Linked DNA regions of Homo sapiens: regions 2, 3, 4 and 5 are each linked to region 1. The links are chromatin loops, found by intact Hi-C in ENCODE. Cell type or tissue: heart right ventricle. All regions are shown on one strand. Region 1 overlaps JAM3 (junctional adhesion molecule 3). Region 2 overlaps IGSF9B (immunoglobulin superfamily member 9B). Region 3 overlaps IGSF9B (immunoglobulin superfamily member 9B). Region 4 has its middle 18 kb from the start of JAM3. Region 5 has its middle 10 kb from the start of IGSF9B.

The links. A loop is a pair of places that touch in the nucleus more often than their neighbours do. Peaks named below come from ENCODE experiments on the same cell type or tissue, not always from the same donor. Only the 100,000 strongest peaks of a DNase experiment are listed, where the experiment ranks them.
Region 2: it touches region 1 in a loop (5-fold over the local background); 22 of 110 quality-filtered maps call a loop at or near these places.
Region 3: it touches region 1 in a loop (4-fold over the local background); 93 of 110 quality-filtered maps call a loop at or near these places.
Region 4: it touches region 1 in a loop (7-fold over the local background); 102 of 110 quality-filtered maps call a loop at or near these places.
Region 5: a loop joins it to region 1, with 2.7 times the contacts of the local background. A loop is called at or near these places in 19 of 110 quality-filtered maps.

What each region holds. Positions count from the first base shown.
Region 1 is chr11:134,137,894-134,141,893 of GRCh38, reverse strand. JAM3 (junctional adhesion molecule 3) reads right to left here. Exons shown (of 9, transcript NM_032801.5): 2 at 1,978-2,043; 3 at 1,124-1,237. Among named protein-coding and RNA genes, the nearest start is that of SNORD153, 11 kb to the left of the region's middle. In heart right ventricle, CTCF peaks have their summits at 1,731 and 1,930 (motif pointing right); a DNase peak (open chromatin) is centred at 1,923; H3K27ac peaks cover 660 bases.
Region 2 is chr11:133,945,848-133,949,847 of GRCh38, reverse strand. It overlaps IGSF9B (immunoglobulin superfamily member 9B), which reads left to right. Exons shown (of 20, transcript NM_001277285.4): 2 at 3,590-3,787. Among named protein-coding and RNA genes, the nearest start is that of IGSF9B, 9.1 kb to the left of the region's middle. RefSeq lists enhancers at 2,148-2,377, 2,653-3,381. In heart right ventricle, a CTCF peak has its summit at 2,315 (motif pointing left); a DNase peak (open chromatin) is centred at 2,318; H3K4me3 peaks cover 1,543 bases; H3K27ac peaks cover 3,878 bases; H3K27me3 peaks cover 301 bases.
Region 3 is chr11:133,925,277-133,929,276 of GRCh38, reverse strand. IGSF9B (immunoglobulin superfamily member 9B) reads left to right here. Exons shown (of 20, transcript NM_001277285.4): 13 at 2,186-2,361; 14 at 3,312-3,538. Among named protein-coding and RNA genes, the nearest start is that of MIR4697, 29 kb to the right of the region's middle. RefSeq lists a silencer at 1,584-1,673. In heart right ventricle, a CTCF peak has its summit at 1,504; a DNase peak (open chromatin) is centred at 1,496; H3K4me3 peaks cover 462 bases.
Region 4 is chr11:134,048,866-134,052,865 of GRCh38, reverse strand. No RefSeq gene overlaps it. Among named protein-coding and RNA genes, the nearest start is that of JAM3, 18 kb to the left of the region's middle. In heart right ventricle, a CTCF peak has its summit at 2,196 (motif pointing left); DNase peaks (open chromatin) are centred at 1,825 and 2,195; H3K4me3 peaks cover 589 bases.
Region 5 is chr11:133,965,081-133,969,080 of GRCh38, reverse strand. No RefSeq gene overlaps it. Among named protein-coding and RNA genes, the nearest start is that of IGSF9B, 10 kb to the right of the region's middle. In heart right ventricle, CTCF peaks have their summits at 1,455 and 1,656 (motif pointing left); a DNase peak (open chromatin) is centred at 1,597; H3K4me3 peaks cover 555 bases; H3K27me3 peaks cover 283 bases.

The DNA.
Region 1 (4,000 bases):
CAACTTCTCTGAGAACTCCACAGGCTCCGACTCATGCACGAGCCTGCATGTGTACCTCCTGCAGCTCCCGCCCTCCTGTCAGAAAAAGGATGCCATCCTCCTCTCCAGCCACCTGCCTGCCTCCCTCTGTGCCCCTTGGCACAGCCAAGCCCCAGCAGGCCTCCCCTCGAGTCTCTCTCCCTGCCTGCACCCCAGCTTGGGGCCCCCCACCAGCCCTCTCCCGGACTCTGCAGAAGGCCTCTGACTTGGGCCTCTGCTCTGAGTTGTGCCGCCTCCAATCTCTTCTCTACAGCAGCCACTTCAGTCTTCTGAAACATAGATGCAGCCACGGCACCTCCCCTGAGAGCCTCACAGCGGGCCCTCAGATACCGCCCATGCTCGCCTGGCATTCAGTGCAGTCTGCCTGGCCAGGCAACCTCTCCAGCCCCTCTCCCCCCTCTCCTCCCTCTCTCCCTGTCCATGTACCGGCAACAGTGGGGAACTTCCAGTCTTTCCCATCAGCCAGTCCGTCTGTTGCTTCTGCGTCTTCATACACAGCATTCTCTCCTGATCACCACCTCCCTCCATACCATCTTGCCTGCTAACCAGCCACCCTTCACACCGCACCCAGAGAGGCCACTTTGGGGAGCCTTCCCTGACCACCATCCTCCCACCCGGGAGGATGTCACTTCAGGGTACACCGTGTTTTCTCCCCATCGGCAACCCCAGCACCAAGCCAGAAACACAGTGGGTGGCTCAGTCCATTTGTGCTGTGCCCTTGCTGAAACATATGGTCCTTCTCATTCACTCACCTACATCACTCACATCAGGATCATGAGAAGATGGCCTAGGAAAATGTTCACTTTGATTCCCCAAAGAAATGGGGCTGTGAGCAGATTAAGATCCTAGCTAATGAACTGCACTTGTTGATGCTGGGGGACAGGGACAGGGAGGCTTGATATACCATTTGCATTACTTTTGCATATATTTGAAATTTTCCATAATTATAAATCTTTAAAAAAAAAAAAACGGTCCTAGCTACAGATGCAGGTTACCAGTCTGAGGTAAGTTTCTGGCCAAGAGTGTATACCCAGGTCTATGGACAGAGGAAAGGTCAGCAGGCAAGAGGACTACAGGATCATACCCTGAATTTTGTTGTCAAAAAACACATATGTGGTTTGTTCATCTTGAATTTTCTTCCACTCGATCCTGGGGTCACTTGTCTGCGAATCCGTAATGATGCAAGACAGTTCCACACCTAACACGCAAAGAAGAAAAAGAGCTCTCGGTGAATGTGGAGTGCTTCTACGTTCAGCTGCACCCAGACCCTGCAAGCTCTAATTCAAGAGGCCTTTCATGCAGATTAAAAACGTAGCCAACTCCACACTCCAAGAGACTTTGAGAAAGGATTTTTTGCCAGAAAAACAATAAAGATAATTAGCAAGGATTTTACTACATAGTGTACCCCTCCCTTAAACACCCTGCTTGTATATAAGAAATTTCTTGGCCAGGCGCGGTGGCTCACACCTGTAATCTTAGCACTTTGGGAGGCCAAGGAGGGTGGATCACCTGAGGTCAGGAGTTTGAGACCAGTCAGGCCAAACATGGCAAAACCCCGTACAAAAATCAGCTGGGTGTGGTGGCGGGTGCCTGTAATCCCAGCTACTCAGGAGGCAGAGGCTGCAGTGAGCCAAGATTGCGCCACTACACTCCAGCCTGGGCAACAGGAGCGAGACTCCATCTCAAAAAGAAAAAAGAAATTTATTTGTTGTGTGATCACAAAGCCAGGCAGGAGTGCGATGACAGCTGATGGAAAACTGCACAGGGCTCACTGCCGGCCTGCTGATGCCATGCTTCCAGGCCTGTGCACCGCAGAGCAGTCCACCCGGAACATCTCCCTGGCACACTTACAGAGACAGATGTGTCCTGAGTTGGCTGCAAGACATCAAATGTCCAGTAGATGGTGCCCATTATCCTAGGCATTTCGTTTGTACTTACTTTCAAATTCCTGTACCACTGGGGTTCGATTGCTGGATTTGAGATTTACAGCCCCTATCAGGCAGCCTGAAGGAGAAAGAAAAGTAAAATCAGAGACAATGTATCTCAAACGGCAGAGAAACCTTGCACTGAGGTCAGGTTTTCCCGTCTGCGTAGGCTATGGTTACTAACCACAGAGGATGGAAAAATATTCCACAATAAAGTCTCTTAGGTAAGCCAAGTTAACTGCTTTCTCTCTCAAATCTGACCTTCACTGGAAGGAGCCAAGGGAAAGAGAAGAGTTCTAAGAATTCCTTCTCCTTTTTAGTCCCAGAACAAAGCCCTCAGAGCTTTAAAGCCTTTGTCTAAGCATTTCCTATTGACCCTTCGACACCTCTCCTCCCAGACCTGCCCGGGCCTTCTGCCCTTTCTCCCTCCATCTTCCCCTCTTCCCCAGGCTTCCAATCCTGCACAGGCACCCTCAGTGGCACGTGATATGGGCCAGACTCTTGGGCTGGAACTCTTCCCTTCGGGACGGCATCAACACTCTCTGGGTATGGTTATCAACCAGCTAGGAGTCCACCTCGCTGTATGAGCAACCCGGTGGTTCCAGTCCACGAAGAAGTTTTCACCGGTCTTTGTTGAAATGAGAAAAATAATAATATAACACGGTAATTTTCACGAAGCTGAGTTTATATCATTGATGAAAGCAAGATAACTAATTGCATGGCAATCCCTTTCAAAACTAGCATCTGATTCCTTATGGGTTTGGGCAAACATCAGAAACCTGTTTACCATGGTCTCAAAATTTCTCAACTAATCTTGGAGAGAAGATCAAGTAGGTACATGGACTACCTACAAAATATTATTCTTTAGCTGCCATGCCTCTAATAAAACATGCCATCCCCAAAGAAGGCCTTCATACAGAACACCTTGATGAAGGTCTCTGGGTCCTGGCTTATGATAACCGCTAAAGAAAATCACAGAGCAACTCTGCTCCAAGCTGCTTTAACTCCTTGCATATTGGGCAGCCTCACACAGCCCATTCTTTTCCTTTATCTTCTTTAATGGCCCAGCTACATGGATCTTTTCTTTCTAAATAGTCAGATTTCACTAATTCTAGCAAAAGCCCTAAACAATAATTCAATAAAAAGGGATGGAAAACAGAAGTGTAATATACCTGAATTGCTATTGGTTCCTAAAACACTTCCACAAAAAGTTATAGAACAAAGGACAAGTGAAGATAATGTTATTTTGTTTGGATAACCATGGCTACTCCCTCTGGGAGCCAGAAATACATACCATGCATGTGCAGCCCCTTCTACTTCTCCTTCAAAATGAAAGCGCCCAGTGATGCACTAGTAAAGAATGATATGTGAGGCTCCGAGTCTCTACCAAGGCCACACGGGCTCCTTCTAAGGAAAGTGGCCACAAACATTTCTCTCAGCATGAGCACCACGACTTCGACGAGACACCACCACTGGCTCTAAGGGACTATTGGCCATAAACATTTCTTCCAGTATGAGCACCACGACTTCGACGAGACACCACCACTGGCTCTAAGGGACTAGTGGCCATAAACATTTCTCTCAGCATGAGCACCACGACTTCGACCAGACGCCACCACTGGCTCTAAGGGACTATTGGCCATAAACATTTCTTCCAGTATGAGCACCACGACTTCGACGAGACGCCACCACTGGCTCTAAGGGACTATTGGCCATAAACATTTCTCTCAGTATGAGCACCACGACTTCGACGAGACGCCACCACTGGCTCTAAGGGACTACTGGCCATAAACATTTCTCTCAGTAGGAGCACCATGACTTAGACGAGACACCACCACTGGCTCTAAGGGACTATTGGCCATAAACATTTCTCTCAGTATGAGCACCACGACTTTGACGAGACGCCACCACTAGCTCTAAGGGACTATTGGCCATAAACATTTCTCTCAGTATGAGCACCACGACTTCGACGAGACGCCACCACTGGCTCTAAGGGACTATTGGCCATAAACATTTCTCTCAGTATGAGCACCACG
Region 2 (4,000 bases), 190 kb after region 1:
GGTTTTCCCCCTTTGAGGGGGGAGCCTGGCCCCTCTGAGCTGCTGTGATGGAGAGGGGCTCAGCACACTCCACCCTCCCCTTCCTCTCTTCCTCCCCTTCCTCCCCACTCCCTTCAGGAGCCAGCCCCTCCCCCTTCCAGTCTCCATCTGCCCCCACCCAGGCTCTGGGGTGTTCTGACAGAACACAGACACACACAGGTGTGTCTGTGTCCAGCTGGCCTGAACTCACCCTCCCAGGGCTGGGCTCCACACCTGGCCCCTCCTCTGCTCTCCTCTTTGCTCTCCACTTTGCACCTCTTTTGCTCCTGGATGTGGGTTTGGTTTCCCCCTGTATTTGGGTTTCTCTATCTATCCTCCATCTTCCCTCTTTACTGCTAGCCTGATTACTTTTTTTCATATTGAGCTTTTCTGGAGAGAGTGTGTTATTAGACATACTTTGGCTCAGAAATGATCAGGCTTAGGGAGAAGTGCTTGTGGGTGATGGAGTGAGAGAATATGCCGTGCGTGTGTGTGTGCGTGCGCATGTGTGTGTGAAGGAGATGACAGAAAACCAATAAATATTCTAGGATCCAGAAAAGCAAGAGGGCTTGGAGCGAGGGTGGAGGCCAGGACATGGGCGCCCACACCACTGCTTTATTCTGGGGAAGCTCCCTCTCATTTTGTCTTGCTTATCCTCTTTGGGATGTGTCCTCTCTGCAGCTGCCTCTCCCTGGTTGAAAGGGTCTTTGGGAAGAGATGCTGGGAGGGGACGGCCTGCCTTGGAGGTAGGCCTTGGGTTGGGTGCTCAGCGCTTAGCCCAGGGGCTGGCTGGGGCTGGGGTGGAATCCCAGCGCTGGGGAAGATTTGAAGAGCCTGCCTCGTTGCTGTGCAGTGAAAATGAGGCTGGCTCGGTGCAAATGAGCAGCCTCACAGCGGGAACCCACGTCAAAGCCAACCCACCTCCTGGCGTTGCCCGCTAGAGCCCTCCACCTGGAAGCCAGCTCACCAGAGCAAACTCCACTGTTGGAGGTGCCTGCTGTCCCCCTAGGCCTCTGTTCCTCCTGCCTGGGCCAAAGCCCTGGGAAGGAACCACCTTCTGTTGCCCACTCTGCCCTCCTCCAGGTAACCTGGCACCTGGGAATAACTCCCTCCTCTTCCCCTAGGCTCTTGTAGTTTCTTATCTCCTCACAGGTGTGTGCTGTAGACACACACACACACACACACACACACACACACACACACACACACACAGCTTCTCTGCAAACTCATGGCACCCATTATTCACCCATTCCTCTTGGTCCAGCATCCGCCTTTGTGATCCTGGCTGCTGGGAGGCAGCCTCTCCTGCTGAGGGCCCCTGGGGCTGTGGGGGAGGTGAGGCTGCAGCTGGGCACTCTCCCTGCTTTCCCTGAGGGGCTGGGTTGCAAACTTAGCCTGAAGCAAGGTTGGGGGTGGGGGAAATTGGGAAGCATGCTGGGGCCTCAGGCAGGTGAGTGCAATGCTCTGCTCTGCTCCAAAAATACTCTGTGATCTTAGCTCTTTCTCTAGAAAACTGTGATGTCACCGGGAGCCAATCAGCTTCTGGAAGGGCTTGCCTCCTCCCTCTTCCGCAACTTGCAGGGGAGGGGGAGGGGGAGAACAAGACACACAGAGATGACATACAGACAGACACGGAGAGCCACAGACACAGAAGTACATACATGCAGAGACGGAGCCCTTGCATACAGAGAAGCAGGCAGAACCCCTCCCCTTGCATGAGCCAACCGAAACACACACAGACACACACACACACACACACACACACACACACACGCACACATGCTGGTAGACAGAAACAGGGAGAGAGATAGGCAGGTAGACACAGTCACCCACACAGAGCAAGAGCTAGAGAGAAAGAGACAGAGGGAGACACAGAAAGACATGGTGAAGGAGCAGGAGCCAGAGAGAGATGGACGGACAGACACATGCAGAAATGGAGCCCGCAGGACAGATAGGCAGACAGACAGGCAGACAGAGGAGCCAGCAAGGCAGACAGACAAACAGAGATCCAGAGAAGGAGCTAGAGAGAGACAGACAGACAGACACACAGAGGAACCAGTAAGACAGACAAACAGAGATCCAGAGATGCGAGAGAGAGAGAGAGAGAGAGAGAGAGAGAGAACAAACACAGAGGAGCCCAGCATGTGTGTGTGCGTGCACAGACACAGAGAGGTGGCCAGACACAGACATGAAGGGATAAGAGACAGCGAGGTGCACACAGGGGTCCGAGATGCAGAGAGAGTCAGACCGAGGCACCGGAATGGGGAATGGCAGGGGCTGGTGCTGCCCTCCTCTGGGCATCCTCCCCTGCGGGAGTCCCCAGCTGGCTCTCTGTCTTTAAGCTGCCGCTTCGGTACTGCAGCTGCTGTCCTAGGTGCTGCCCTGGAGAGTCGGGTGCCCGGCCTGGGACCAGAAGGGTCTGGGGCTGGGGAAAGCTGTGGTCAACTGGCAGTAGGGGGTAGTACCAGGGAATGAAGGGGGTGAGGCTTCCCCTCAGCTGTTCTTTTCCCTGGGACGTTACTGGACAAGGTGACCTTGTGGCCTCCCTGGCCCTGCCTGGCAGTGGAGCCTGGCGTGGGAGGAGGGCTGCATGCCTTCTTTGGGCCCAGGAGTGGTGCTGCGGCGCTTGGGGTGCGTGGCTCTTCCTCTCTGCGGCGTCCTCTAGCTTGTGGTGGGGTGGAGGCAGGGGTGGTCCTCCCGCCTGCTGCCTTGCTCGCCCTCTCTGCTGCCAGCCAGGGTGGGTGTTCCCTATCCCACCGTCTGATTTCGTTTTCCTCTGCCCAACGTGGGGACAGCCCTGGGATCTCCCTCCTCTGTCGCCAGCATCCTGCTCTCCTAATGGTGATGTCTGGGGCTTGGGCCCCTCCCACTCCCCCCTCTGCGGCAGGGCTGGCAGAACTGTGCTGGGAGGAGGGGCTGGAGAGGCCGGCTCAGCCTGCGGGGTTTCCCTCTGGTGTTGCCACGAGCAGCCTCGGCTGAGCTTGTTAGGGATTTCCCTGCTCCTGCATGGAGTACCCTTGTTTTGTGCCATGCACATCGGGCTGAGCTGGGGGTGGGGTGGAGGAGGAAGGCTGGCTCTGTCATTTCCCACCAGGCTGTAGTGGCAGGCGTCCTGGAGCAGAAAGAATGTTCCCTGTGCACGAGCGGCCACAACTGGGCAGTGCCGTGGGCCTCCAGAGGGGGCCGGGCCCCTCACCTCCATGTCCTGGACTCCTTGTAATTCTTGGGGCAGGATGCCAGCAGGGGGTGGGGCTGGATGACGCCTGCGGCTCTTTGAGACTGGGGAGGGAAGAGCTGGCGTGTAGGGCTGAAGAGAATGGCTTCCCTCTCTTTTCCTCTCCCTTCCTTTCCCCCAAGTTGTGGATGCCTGGGGGCCCCAGGACAGAGGGAGGTATGAGCAGCGAGGGGGAGAGGGATGGAGGGTGTGCCTGGGACCCTCCTGGGAGGGTACGGTGGCCCATGGAGGGCAGCTGGTGGGGGGCGGGGTGACCCTGTGACACGGACATGGGGCTGCTGGGGCAGGATCTCTTTGTCACCTCCTTTCTGTGTCCAACCTGGCCGTCCCCATCAGGCGCCCACGGCCTGCGAGAGGAGCCCGAGTTTGTGACGGCAAGAGCTGGGGAGAGCGTGGTCCTGCGATGCGACGTGATCCACCCAGTGACGGGACAGCCCCCACCCTATGTCGTAGAGTGGTTCAAGTTCGGGGTCCCCATCCCTATCTTCATCAAGTTTGGCTACTACCCGCCGCACGTGGACCCTGAGTATGCAGGTAAGGTCTGGGCACCCGGTCTCCCGCACCTTCCCCAGCTGGAGTCAGCTCCTCGGTGGTTCCCCTCTGGCCCCTGCCTTGTCCTGACCACTCTTTATCTCTGTTTCCCAGTCTCTGCCTGGTTCCTCCCATCCTTTGTCCTCTGTTGGTTCTAATCAAGCGGTGGGAGGAGAGGGCTGTGGAGGTGGGGCAGGGTAAAGCCTTCTGAACAGC
Region 3 (4,000 bases), 210 kb after region 1:
TTTTTGTATTTGTAATTTTTGTGGGTACATGGTACATACGTTTGTAGGTATGGGGTACGTGAGATATTTTGATATAGGCATGCAGTGTGTAATAATCGCATCAGGGTAAAGGGGTATCCACCCCTCAAACATTTGTCCTTTGTGTTCCAACAATCCAATTATACTCATAGTGGTTTAAGAATGTATGATACATTATTGTTGCTTGTAATCCTGTTGTGCTGGCAAACACCAGGTCTTACTGGTTCTTTCTCACTATGATTTGTACGTGTTCACCCTCCCCACCTCCTGTAGTCTAGTTTTTATTCTGTCTTTTCCCCAGAGGCCACAGAAACTGGTGTGGAGAGGTGATGCTCACTTCCCAGCCTTGGGGTCAGCCCCTGCATTTTCTCTCTAGGACCATGTGTTTCTCGATTGTTTTCATTCCTCTGTTGTCAGTTTAGCCAGATGCAGTCATATGAGGTCTTTGCGCAAACCTTAGGGTAGATACAGATCTCAAAAATGTGCCAAGCGGGGTGAGGGCAGGAGGCACAGGAAGGGAGGAGAAGGAAGCCTAGCTGACTCCTCCCACCCCCAAGGGCTGCCCCTCCCTACACTCCTGTTTGAGTAAGAGTGGCAGCCACCTGCCCTGCCCCGGGGGTGACAACCTTGAGCTGGGAGGGCGAGCCCCTCAGTGCCTTCTTTTAGACCTGTCTCACCTGCAGGTGTCTCTCTAGCCAGGCTCAACTCGAGGAGGGGGAGCTCGAGGGGAGGGGGAAAAGGCAGGCACCTGGGGCAGCTCAGGGGGTTCAGGGAGACCCCTTTATCCACTTCTCAGCAGCGAGGGAAGTTGAGAGGGGCACCCGCTCTGTCTCCCATCATGGTGGTTCGGTGGCTGCTTCCCGGGCGGAGTGTCCTGGGTGTCTTGATTCTGATTGGAGAACTGCACCTGGATGATGGGAGTTGCCGCAGCTCACCTCCCGTCCCCTTACTCTGTTCCTCCCGCAGCAGCGTGGGGGCCCTAACCAGCCTGCCCGGTGGCTGCTGGGAGACCGGTGCTGCTCAGCGCCTAGGTGTCCAGGGTGGGACATTTGGTGTGGTCAAGCTGTCTTTGGAGATGCCTGGGTGGGAGGTCTGGGCATACGATGGGGGGCTCAGGTGTAGATTGGGGCTCCCCTGCTGCTTGCGGTGCTGCTTCACGCTGCTGCTCCACGCTGCTGCTCATCTGCACTGCTTTTCCACACGTGGCTCCTCGCTGCTTTGTTGCCTGGGCCAGGGAAGGGCGGGGCCGAGGTTGGGGAGGTCTCCTTTCTTTCTGCCTGCCTCTAACTCTGTGCACTGACTCCGACGTTTGGCGCCGGCTTCTTTTTGTACTGCTTTCCGCTGCCTCATCTCACCCTCCTGGGCGTGCACGGTAGTGAGCCGGGACCCGGGAGTGGATCCTGGAGGGCACCCACCAGGTTACAGCTCAGGGCTGCAAGGAGAGGGCCAGTCCCACAGGACCATGTCTCCTCCCTGTGGTGACGTGGCAGCACTGCACCCATAGCCCTCCGGCTTTGCTGGGAGTTGGGAGCCTGTGGAACAAGGGAACACCCTCGGCCCGTCTTCCTACTCTCCATGCATAGCGTGACCTTCTTCCAACCCTTACGGCCTTAGGGATCCTGGCCCCACTGTGGGGAAACCCCTGGTCATTATGGTCTTATACCCTGGACATCTCAGGTGACTCCAGTCTGATTGGATGAATGAGCCCTGTGGGTTACCCGAGGCCCTACTTCAGCTGTCCCTGGGGGTGTGTGCAGCCAGGTCCTGGGCTCCTTCCCTCATCCTGCCACTGTTGAGCCGCTTATCCCCATACCCCAGAGCCTTACTCTCCCAAGGCAGAGCTTGTTCTTAGGGTTGTGACCAGGGTGGGATTCTCCCACAATGCAGCTGGTAATCCATCTGACCAGTGTCCTGAGCACGACTTGCACCTAAAGGCCCCTTTGGTAGAAAAGATGCCAGCTGTGGTTGGTGACCCAGCATCAGGAGGATTGGCACAGCCAAAGCTGGGCAGGGCATCCACTCTGGGCCATGCCCTCTTCTTGCCCTTGAACCTAGGAACGCCAGGCCCACCAGTGCCTTCTCCCTGAGCACCCTGCATGCACCCTCTTCTCTCCAGTGTGACCCACCCCGCCCCTCGTCCCCTATCCTGTCTCTCTCTTTTGGCCAGGATGAAGCGGGCACAGTTTGGGCCCCATGACTGGCTGTCCTTGCCAGTGCCGCCAGGACCCAGCTGGCTGCTGGTGGACACCCTGGAGCCTGAGACAGCGTACCAGTTCAGCGTCCTGGCCCAGAACAAGCTGGGAACCAGCGCCTTCAGTGAGGTGGTCACTGTGAACACTTTAGGTGAGGGCCCGGGGTGGGATGTTGGGAGCGGGGGTTGTAGAGGTGGTGGGGGCGGTGGCCCAGGCAGCTATAGCAGTCGGCCTCCTGTGTGCCGGTACCTTGCTGAGTGCTCCACAGAGCCGTGCCATCTGATCTCCCCGTGAGGATTTGTTGTGGTCTCTGTGGGGTTTGCTGGTCCTGCATCAGAGTGCCATTGGCCGAATTCCTGTTGCTTTTTCAGGTGGAAGAAAGACACTTAGAATTTTCTCTTTCCTTGTCAGGCCACATGTTTGCTTTCAGGGGAGATTGGGCATCCTCCCTCCTTGGCAGCGCCTGCCGGTTCTGGCCTCTGGCCCCAGCGTCACTGGGCGGTAGGCATGTGGCTGCCTCCCGCTGCAGAGTCTTCCAGGCCACCTTCCTGGAGGCAGCCTCATACTCCTCCCTGCCTGGCCACAGTTGTGTTTGCTCTGCTCTGGAGCCAGAGAAAGGGCCACTGTGAACAGGCTTTTCCTAGGTGGTGTAGGTGGCGCGACTCCAGCCCCTTTCCCAGAATCCGCTCCTGAGCGGCCGCCAAGGTGGACAGCAGTCTGGGATGCTCACCCCCAGTCCTTGGCACCTCTGTGGGGCCTTGTGTTGACCCCCAAACCCCGGCCAAGAAGGGAATGGAAAGAGTGACTGCTGTGCTGTGAGAAAGAAGATATCCCTAGCTCCCTGGAAGAGCACAGGAGATACTTTGATGACATTTAATTATTCCTCCTTCCCCATAGTTCCCATTTCTCTTCCCTTTTGCAGTACACGATTCCCTCATGTATGTTTAGACGTACTCTGAAGGCAGAACCCTGAAGCCCTGGGCCCCGGGCCCTGACTCTGCTTCCCTCTGGGCCCTGACATGTGCACAGGAGTGTGGGGGGTGCGGTGGCTGCCCTGGGCCTCGCTGATGCGCTGTGGTTCTTCTCCTTCCCCCGCCGCAGCATTCCCTATTACAACTCCAGAACCCCTGGTGCTGGTCACCCCACCGAGGTGCCTCATAGCCAATCGGACTCAGCAGGGTGTGCTCCTGTCCTGGCTTCCGCCTGCCAACCACAGCTTTCCCATCGACCGCTACATCATGGAGTTCCGTGTCGCAGAGCGCTGGGAGTTGCTCGACGATGGCATCCCCGGCACCGAAGGAGAGTTCTTTGCCAAGGATCTGTCACAGGTGAGGGCTTTGCTCTTCCTTGCTGCTGCTTCCCAAATCCGGGAAGCGACAAGACTCTAGAGGCACTGGAAGCTTTGAGTGACCAACTTTGGGTGTGTGAGGCCAGCCACATCCTGTACCTCCTCACCACTGGTCCTGGATTCTCCCAGACTCGCTACCAAGGCCTGGACTCCTCAGATCATGGCCCACAGGCTCGGGGCCAGCTCTGGGGCAGCGGGGACCTGTGTTCTACTGAGGGTCCCGGCACCGCTACAAGCTGGGCAGGGCAGGCTGAGAGGCCAGCAGGCGTAATCAGAGCACTGACCCCAGCCCTTGCTGAGCCTAACCTGGGGTGGGCAGAGAAGTTCCAAGAAGAATTCTCTTCTAGGTGTGTCCAGGGAAGAACCCCTTCTCCAGTAATTTAGAGCTCCTGGAAGAAAGTGCATTATCTCTTTTTCCAGTAGCTCCGTTAAACTTGGATAT
Region 4 (4,000 bases), 89 kb after region 1:
GATGGATCTGTGGGCATCTGTGTGTCAGAGGCATCTGAACCAGAGCAACTCCATCTTGAATGGGGCCTTGGTGAAAAAACTGAGACCTGCTGGGCTGCACTCCCACGGGTTAGGCTTTCTGAGTCACAGGATGAGATAAGAGGTTGGCACAACATACAGGTCGTAAAGACCTTGCTGATAAAACAGGTTTCAGAAAAGAAGCCGGCCCAAACCCACCAAAACCAAGATGGCAGAGAATGACCTCTGGTCGTCCTCACTGCTGCACTCCCAGCAGCGCCATGACAGTTTACAAATGCCATGGCAACGTCAGGAAGTTAGCCTATATGGTCTAAAAAGGGGAGGCACGAATAATCTACCTCTTGTTTAGCATATCATTAAGAAATAACCATAAAAATGGGCAACCAGCAGCCCTCAGAGCTGCTCTACCTATGGAGTAACCATTCTTTTATTCCTTTCCTTTCTTAATAAATTTGCTTTCACTTTATGGACGTGCCCCGAATTCTCTCTTGAGTGAGATCCAAGAACCCTCTCTTGGCGTCTGGATTGGGACCCCTTTCCAGTAACACGTGCATAGACGTGCTTATGATCAGCATTTTGCAGAAAGCTGTTCAGGAGTGTCTGGAAAGGACACTGGTAGAATTTTTTTTCCACTATTTATTTATTTAGAGATGGAGTCTGGCTCTGTCCCCCATGCTGGAGTGCAGTGGCGCGATCTCGGCTCACTGCAACCTCCGCTCCCGGGTTCATGCCATTCTCCTGCCTCAGCCTCCCGAGTAGCTGGGACCACAGGCACCCATCACCATGCCCGTCTAATTTTTTTTGTATTTTTAGTAGAGACAGTGTTTCACTGTGTTAGCCAGGATGGTCTTGAACCCCTGACCTGGTGATCCGCCCGCTTCGGCCTCCCAAAGTGCTGCGATTACAGGCGTGAGCCACCGCGCCTGGCTCCTTTTTATTTTTGAGACAGGGTCTTACTCTGTCGCCCAGGCTGGAAAGCAGTGGCGTGATCTCGGCTCACTGCAGCCCTGACCTCCTGGGCTCAAGTGATCCTTCCACCTCAGCCTCCTGAGTAGTTGGGACTACAGGTGTATGCCATCACCCCAGGCTATTATTTTTTTTTTTTTTGGTATTTTTTGTAGAGATGGGGTTTTGCCATGTTGCTCAGGCCAGTCTTGAACTACTATGCTGCCTCGGCTTCCCAAAGTGTTGGGATTACACACGTCAGCCACTGCGCCCGGCCAGGAGTGTATATTTAGTAACAAATATGGACTGTGGTGGGAACATTTTTGATGTGCCCAGTCTATGTGTAGGAAGGGTTTTGGATAAGAACAGAAAGGAAGCTCTCCTGTGCTTATTTTTTTACTCGATACATGATAATTGTACATTATCATGTGGGATACATGTGATATTTTGATACACGGATACAATGTGTAATCATCAATGTCCTGTGCTTCTTAGAAGCATTCAAACCTCCAGGCATGGCGGCTGTTGTCTGTAATCCCAGCACTTTGGAAAGTTGAGACGGGAGGATCGCTTGAGTCCAGGAGTTTAAGACCAGCCTGGGTAATAGTGAGACCTTGTCTCTACCAAAAAGAAAAAAAAAAAGGAAAAAAAAGCATTCCAACCGTCTCGTAGGATGGGCTCTTAAAACATCCATTCCAGGCCAGCAGCAAATGTCCAGGGTGTGTCTTCCCTCCAGAGATTAGCTTTGTTTCCAAGAGCTCATTAGACTAAGAAAAAAAAGCATCTTTGACCCTGCTCACCAGTCTCTGCACCTCAAGGACAAGTGCGCACGCACGCACGCACGTACGCAGGCACGCACGCACGCAGGCACGCACGCACGCAGGCAGGCACTTCCTCCTGTCGCTAGGATCTCCACCTGCACACGGCTGCTCCCTCTCCCAACCTAGGGATGGGTTCTCAGAGCAGGATACAACCGTGGTGGCCTTCAGGTGCCCCTGGGCCTCTCTTGGTCACAGAGGTCTGACAAGGAGAGAGGAGAGCAAAGAGCGAAACCCTTGTCTGTGCGTCTTCCCCATGTTCCAGGGGTCCACTGACAAGCCCTGAGACGCACCCTTCTCGGGAGAGAACCTTCTCGGGAGAGACCAGCCAGCCCGCGCCGCCTCCTGCCCACCCCGGGTGGCCGCGACGGGGAGTGCCCCCTCCTGCGCGGGGTGCACCGTTTCCCAGCCTCACTGCGCCACCGTGTGGCGGCCTCTTACCGTTGCAGCTCCTTATTCCTCCCCCGCCCTCCCCAAACCGGCACGCTTAGCTGTTTGGTGTTCCGTGCTCAAGTTTTCAAGGCAATTTTGTGTATAGCATCCCAGTATTTTTTTTTTGGCGAGGGGGCAGGGTCTCGCTCTGTCGTCCAGGCTGGAGTGCAGTGGCACGATCACGACTCACTGGAGCCTCCACCTCCCTCACTCAAGTGATCCTCCTGCTTCAATCTCCGGAGTAGCTGGGACCACAGGCATGTGCCACTATGCCTAGCTAATTTTTTAATTTTTTGTAGAGATAGTGTCTTCTGTGTTGCACAGGCTGGTCTCGAACTCCTGGCCTCAAGGGATCCTCTCGCCTCAGCCTCCCAAAGTGCTGGGATTACAGGCAGCATCCCGGTATTTTAAGAACTTGCAGTCTTAAGCAGAGATACCCAGATGGATGTAAGCCCTGAGCCGGGCATGTACATAAAGCAATAAAGGGCTAAGACTGAAAGCCGTAGGTTAGTGTATTTGTGTGGAGATGAGGAAGAAGAAAGAACAGCCGTAAGAGTTCCAAATATTTCACACTGGGCTGCTTAGGAGCCAGGGTGCGACCCTAGTTCAGTTGGTGGGGTGGATTTTGCTGCCCTCTTCAAAAGAGTTTTAAAAATATAGATTGATTGTGTTTTAGAGACAGGATCTCGCTCTGTCACCCAGGCTGAGTGCAGTGTCACGACCACAGCCCACTGCAGCCTGAACTCCTGGGCACATGCGATCCGTCTTCCTCAGCCTCCCAAGTAACTGGGACCACAGGTGTGTGCCACCACTTCCAGCTAATTTTTAAAATTTTTTGTAGGGATGAGGTCTCACTATGTTGCTTAGGCTGGTCTCAAACTTCTGGGCTCAAGCGATCTTCCTGCTTCCCCATCTGGAAGTACTGGGATTACAAGTGTGAGCCACCTTGCCTGGCCACGTACTTATCCAAAAAAAAAAATGCAAAAGCCAGAGTAGAACAGCCTGGATTGTTAGCCTGGGGTCTCCTTGCTTTGCATCCAGAGACCCCCTGGGGAGGGGAGGAGTCAGCCACAGGGTTCCTCCAGCAGGGAGGGGCCAAAGCATCACAAGGGGAAAAGTGCCATCTGTCATCTGTGAAGGAGCACTGCAGTTCACGTCGGAAGTCCTGCTCTTCTCCTCACTCTGTGACCTTGAGAAACTGCAGGGCCTGGCTTTCAATTTCAGAGCGTCCTCAGACTTTGCCTGTGTTCACGCCGCGTCTGCCCCGACTGCCTGTCGTGTGCCTCGGTCAGACTGGTGTATCCTTCTTCCCCCAGACGGCACTGGTTCTTCCACTTTGCTGGTAGCATGGCTTTTGCTCAGAATGCCCTTCTTTCTCCCTCTGTGCCTTTAAATCCTAGCCATCCTGAAGGTGAACTCAGATTTCTTCCATGGGGCTTTTGCAAGTCTTTCCAGCTGGGAACTTCCCTCATCCTCTCTGAAACCCTCCCTGGGACTCCACAGATCCTTCTTTTAGGAGCATTATCTGGTGCTTCGAGGTATATTCTGGTTTTTTCATACATCGTAGATATTTTGGGGACCATGTGATATTCTGATCCATGTATATAATGTGTGATGATTAAGTCAGGGCACTTGGGATGGCCATCCCTGAACATTTTTCTTTCTATTGGGAGCATAGAATATTCTAGTCATGCGTACCTTTACTGTATGTCCCTCACTAGGCGTTAAACTCTATGTGTGGACACTACATTCGATTCATCATCATGCAGTGTGCCTGACACTATGCT
Region 5 (4,000 bases), 170 kb after region 1:
TCCATTTAATGTCATGAGGATTCAAGGATTTAATCTTTGTAAAGTGCTTATAACAGGACTTGGCGTTCACGAAGCTCAATATGTGTTAGTATTATTATGGTGATTATTCCAGGTTAGTAGACAGGAAACTGAGACTCACATGGGGTGAGTAACCTGCCTACATCTCAAAAATTTGGCAAGACTGGGGCATGAACCCAGATCTCCTGGCTTATGGTCCCGCAACATGGCAATGCTGTGTCACCAAGGAAATCAATATGCTTTGCACAGACTATTCATCTCCTGGCCTGGAAGTGCCTGGGGCTGGGAGCCAGAGTGGTTGTTAGCGATATTGACAGTGTTCTCTAGTACATGTTAGGCACAGTGCTGGGTGCTGTATGGTCTCCAGTCATTTGATCATCCCGACAGCCCTGAGAGGTAGGTATTTTCAACCCCTGTTTATAAGACTCCTGGGTCAACAGGGTTGGACTTGAATATATCTGACTTAGCTGGTCTTCTGGATGCAGGTAAGCGGCCTCTGGTGTCCTGCACCTCTGAGAACTGCTCCAGGCTTCGCAGCCCTGCTATGGAGGCGCTGTCCACAGTGCTGAAGGACTCGGCTGGACCACCACTGCCCCCAGCCTGGGGCACACGGGTGTGTGTGTACAAGGCTCTCTGTTCACTCCCCTGCACCCCTATCCTCAGACAAGGGGCTTTCTGATGCCACATGTCTCTCTGATTTCCAGAGGCTCAGAAACCAGGGTGCTTTACAGGATGAGAGTCATCTGTCCATCCTAAACCTCTCTCCCTTTCTTGGGCGTGTGGGGCACTACGGATCTACAGGTACAGCGCAGCATGTGTGTGAGTGCACACGCGTGCATGTGCACACACAGCCGGTGTGCCGTTGCTGTATCTGTATGCATCTCTAGGTTCTCTACTGGCCTGCGTGTATGTGAGAAAGTGTGTGGGTGGCAGGTCTCTATGGGGTGGCACAGCACCTGTCTGCGTGGGTGGTGTGCGAGTGTGTGTCCCTGGAGTGTGCGTGGTGTGGGGAGTATGTGGGGGAGGCTAACGACTGTGGTCTGTGGGGTGCTGGCTGTACTGCAGTTGTGAGGTCTAGTTTTCTTGGCTTCATCTTTACCTTTTCCGTGAGTCGCCCTGTACGCAGCCGTATGTGCAGACACGCAGGGACGTATGCACACACTCACACACGCATGCACGCACACACACCTGTGTCCTCAAAGCTTTTCACACCTCCTTCTTCCATATCCACTGACACACGGGTAGCGCCCTGCATGAGGGTGCAGCGCTCACATGTGCATGCAGACACTGAGCCAGGTGCACACGGAACACAAGCACACACACCCGGGCCCCTGGCTGACCCCGCAGAAGAGGTTCGTTGCTCCCCGCCGCTTTCCTGTCCCTGATCTTGCGCCTCTTGTCTCCTCCCAGGGGCAGGATCTTGTCCTTTGTCTCTTCTCTCTTGGGAGTGGCGTTCTTTGGCCTGGTGGTCTCGGTAGATCATTCCGGGGCTCGGTCTCAGCACAGTGAGGAGGGTTAGGCACTAGCCGGCATGGCCGCATTTCCGCGCGGAAACCGGATTTGTCCTCCTTCTGCCAGTCGGTTCCGCGAGGCTCCCGCCGGCGCCACCTGCTGACGGTCGCTCCCCAGCGCCTGTAGCCCGGGCGGGTGGGACCCGGGGGTGCCCCGGAGGCCGGGACTGCGTGAGGCATCGGCAGCCTGGACGCTGGGACCGGAGCAGGGGTGGAGAAGGTGGGTATGGGGGGACAAGTCTCCCTGGGACCTGCTTTAGGCAAGACGAGAAGGGTGTCCTGGGTACGTCTATGCCAGGAGTTCTGGTGTGGGAGAGCACGAGGCCCACCTGCACATGAACACGTGTGTTCACGCGTCCTACCTGCACACAACCCACGTTAGCCTCGCGATGCGTGAGGATGTGGCACACACTTGCACATACGAGCAGCTCCAGAGGGAGCAGATGGTGAAGATAACATATGTGTGGTTATCTGAAGAGATTCTGCGTGTGAGTGTGTGCGCAGGAGGGCCCACATTGGTGTGTGGACCTCTGTACGTGTGATTTTGCATACGTGTGTGTGTTCCTACAATGTCTGTGTGTGCAGCATGTTGCTTGTGTGTGTGTTTGTGGAAACACGTGGGTTTTAGTTATGTTAGCACACCATATGGTAAAAGCCTGGGCATTTCTGATTATGCCAAACCCTTCAACCTAGACACAGGTCTCTGAAAAACTGTCAACATTTTCTTCTACACTGCCAACTCCTGATCCCCCCAAGGGCACTGCCTGTCCTGCCTGTCCTTCAGCTGATACTCAGCCTCCTCCCCTTCTCTTCCTTCGTGCCCTTCTCTAAATGCCCATAAATCATGTTAGAGTCAGACTCGGTGGAATTCCGTGTACAGAGATTTCCCAGCTACCATCATTTCAGGGCTGAGGGTGGCTGAACCAGCCACTGACCCCTTCTTCTCTGCCAAGAGCAGCCCGTTGGCCTGGATGATGAATGGTGAACCATCCACCCTGGCCCCTCCTCAGTCCCTGCTTTTTCACAGGGCTCATGCCTCAAAGAACCTCCACAAAGGGACAGCAGCCCAGGGCAGAGAAAGGCCCCTTCTCCCCACAGCAAATGCTCTTTTCAAACCAGCCTCCCTCTTGTTGGAATGTTGCAGAGGCTGCTCGGTGCCCCTCAATTAACCTTGGGAAGCTGCCAGGAGAGCAGCCCTCGCAGAGCCAGCCCCTCCGTCTCCTTCTCCCCATATTCCCCCTTCCATCAGCTCATTGTCCCGGATTCCCCATGAGACTCTCTTTTCAGTGCCTCCACTGGCCTCCTCCCACACGCACCCCGCCCCCACCACTGCCCCAGGCTCCCCTGGCAGCTGTGCCCACCACCAAGGCCCAGGCTCTGTTTTTCCAAGTTGCTTTCCTAGAAAGGGAGTGGGGAGGGAGTCCAGCTTCTGAGCCCTCCCCAGTCAGGGCTCTGGATCAACTCTCCTTTCTCAAACAGGTGCCGTTATTATGTTTATTCCTCTCACCCTGCCCCCAGGAACACACCCTTCTCATTCATACACACCCAAATATCCTTGACAGCCAGGCCTCGCCGGGTTGGGCAGTCCTCTCTATCCTCTATCTCATGTTTTCCCCTTGTCTTTAACCACCTAGAACAGACACTGGGCTGCAGACAAGGTCAGAGGTTAAGCACCACCCTCTAATTCTAGTCAGGGCCATTGCAACCACATCCCACAGGGCAGATGGAGGTCCGGCTGCGCTCTCCTCACTGGGCTTCTGGTAGACCTCCTGTGCATAGCACCTCTTGAGCACTTGCTGCGGACTGGCTGCCATACTAACCTCTTAGCTCACTAATTCTTCTGAGCAACCCTGTTGTCTCTTAGCTGTACGTACTGTGAGGGCAAGAACCATGTTTGTGTTACTTGTCTTGCACCTAGTAAAGTGCTCAGCTCCCAGTAGGTGCTTGGCACACGTTGGTTTGTTCAGACTGTTGATTGAGTGGTTGGACATTTGTAAAAAAACGAGGCTTAGGGAGGTTACGCAACTTGCTTAAGGAGGCACTGGTGGTGAGGAGAGGCAGGGACAGGACCCAGGTCTTCTGACTCAGAGTCCAGGAATCTCTCCTCTGTGCCATATTTGCCTTGTGTCCAAGTACCATGGAAACTTGTTGCTGTGGTACCCTCTGCCATGGACGTGTTTTCCAAGAATAAATCCGGATCTGTCTCTAGGCTGTCCATACCACTCTGAAGCCCAGCGAGGGGAGGGACAGAGAGGAGGAGAGGAGAGAAACAGAGAAGGGAGGGGTTAGGATAGAAGACTGTGAAAGAGGCCGGGCAGCGGGGTAGCAGCGGAGGAAGGCAGGCTGATGTTTCCATCTGACCTCTGCCCCCTGTCTGGTCCCCAGCCCCTCTCTTCCTGTCCCCTGCACCTGCTGGGGCAATGTGCATGCCAAGGCTCCCGGGAAGGGTGGGGGCAGTGAGATAAAGCTGC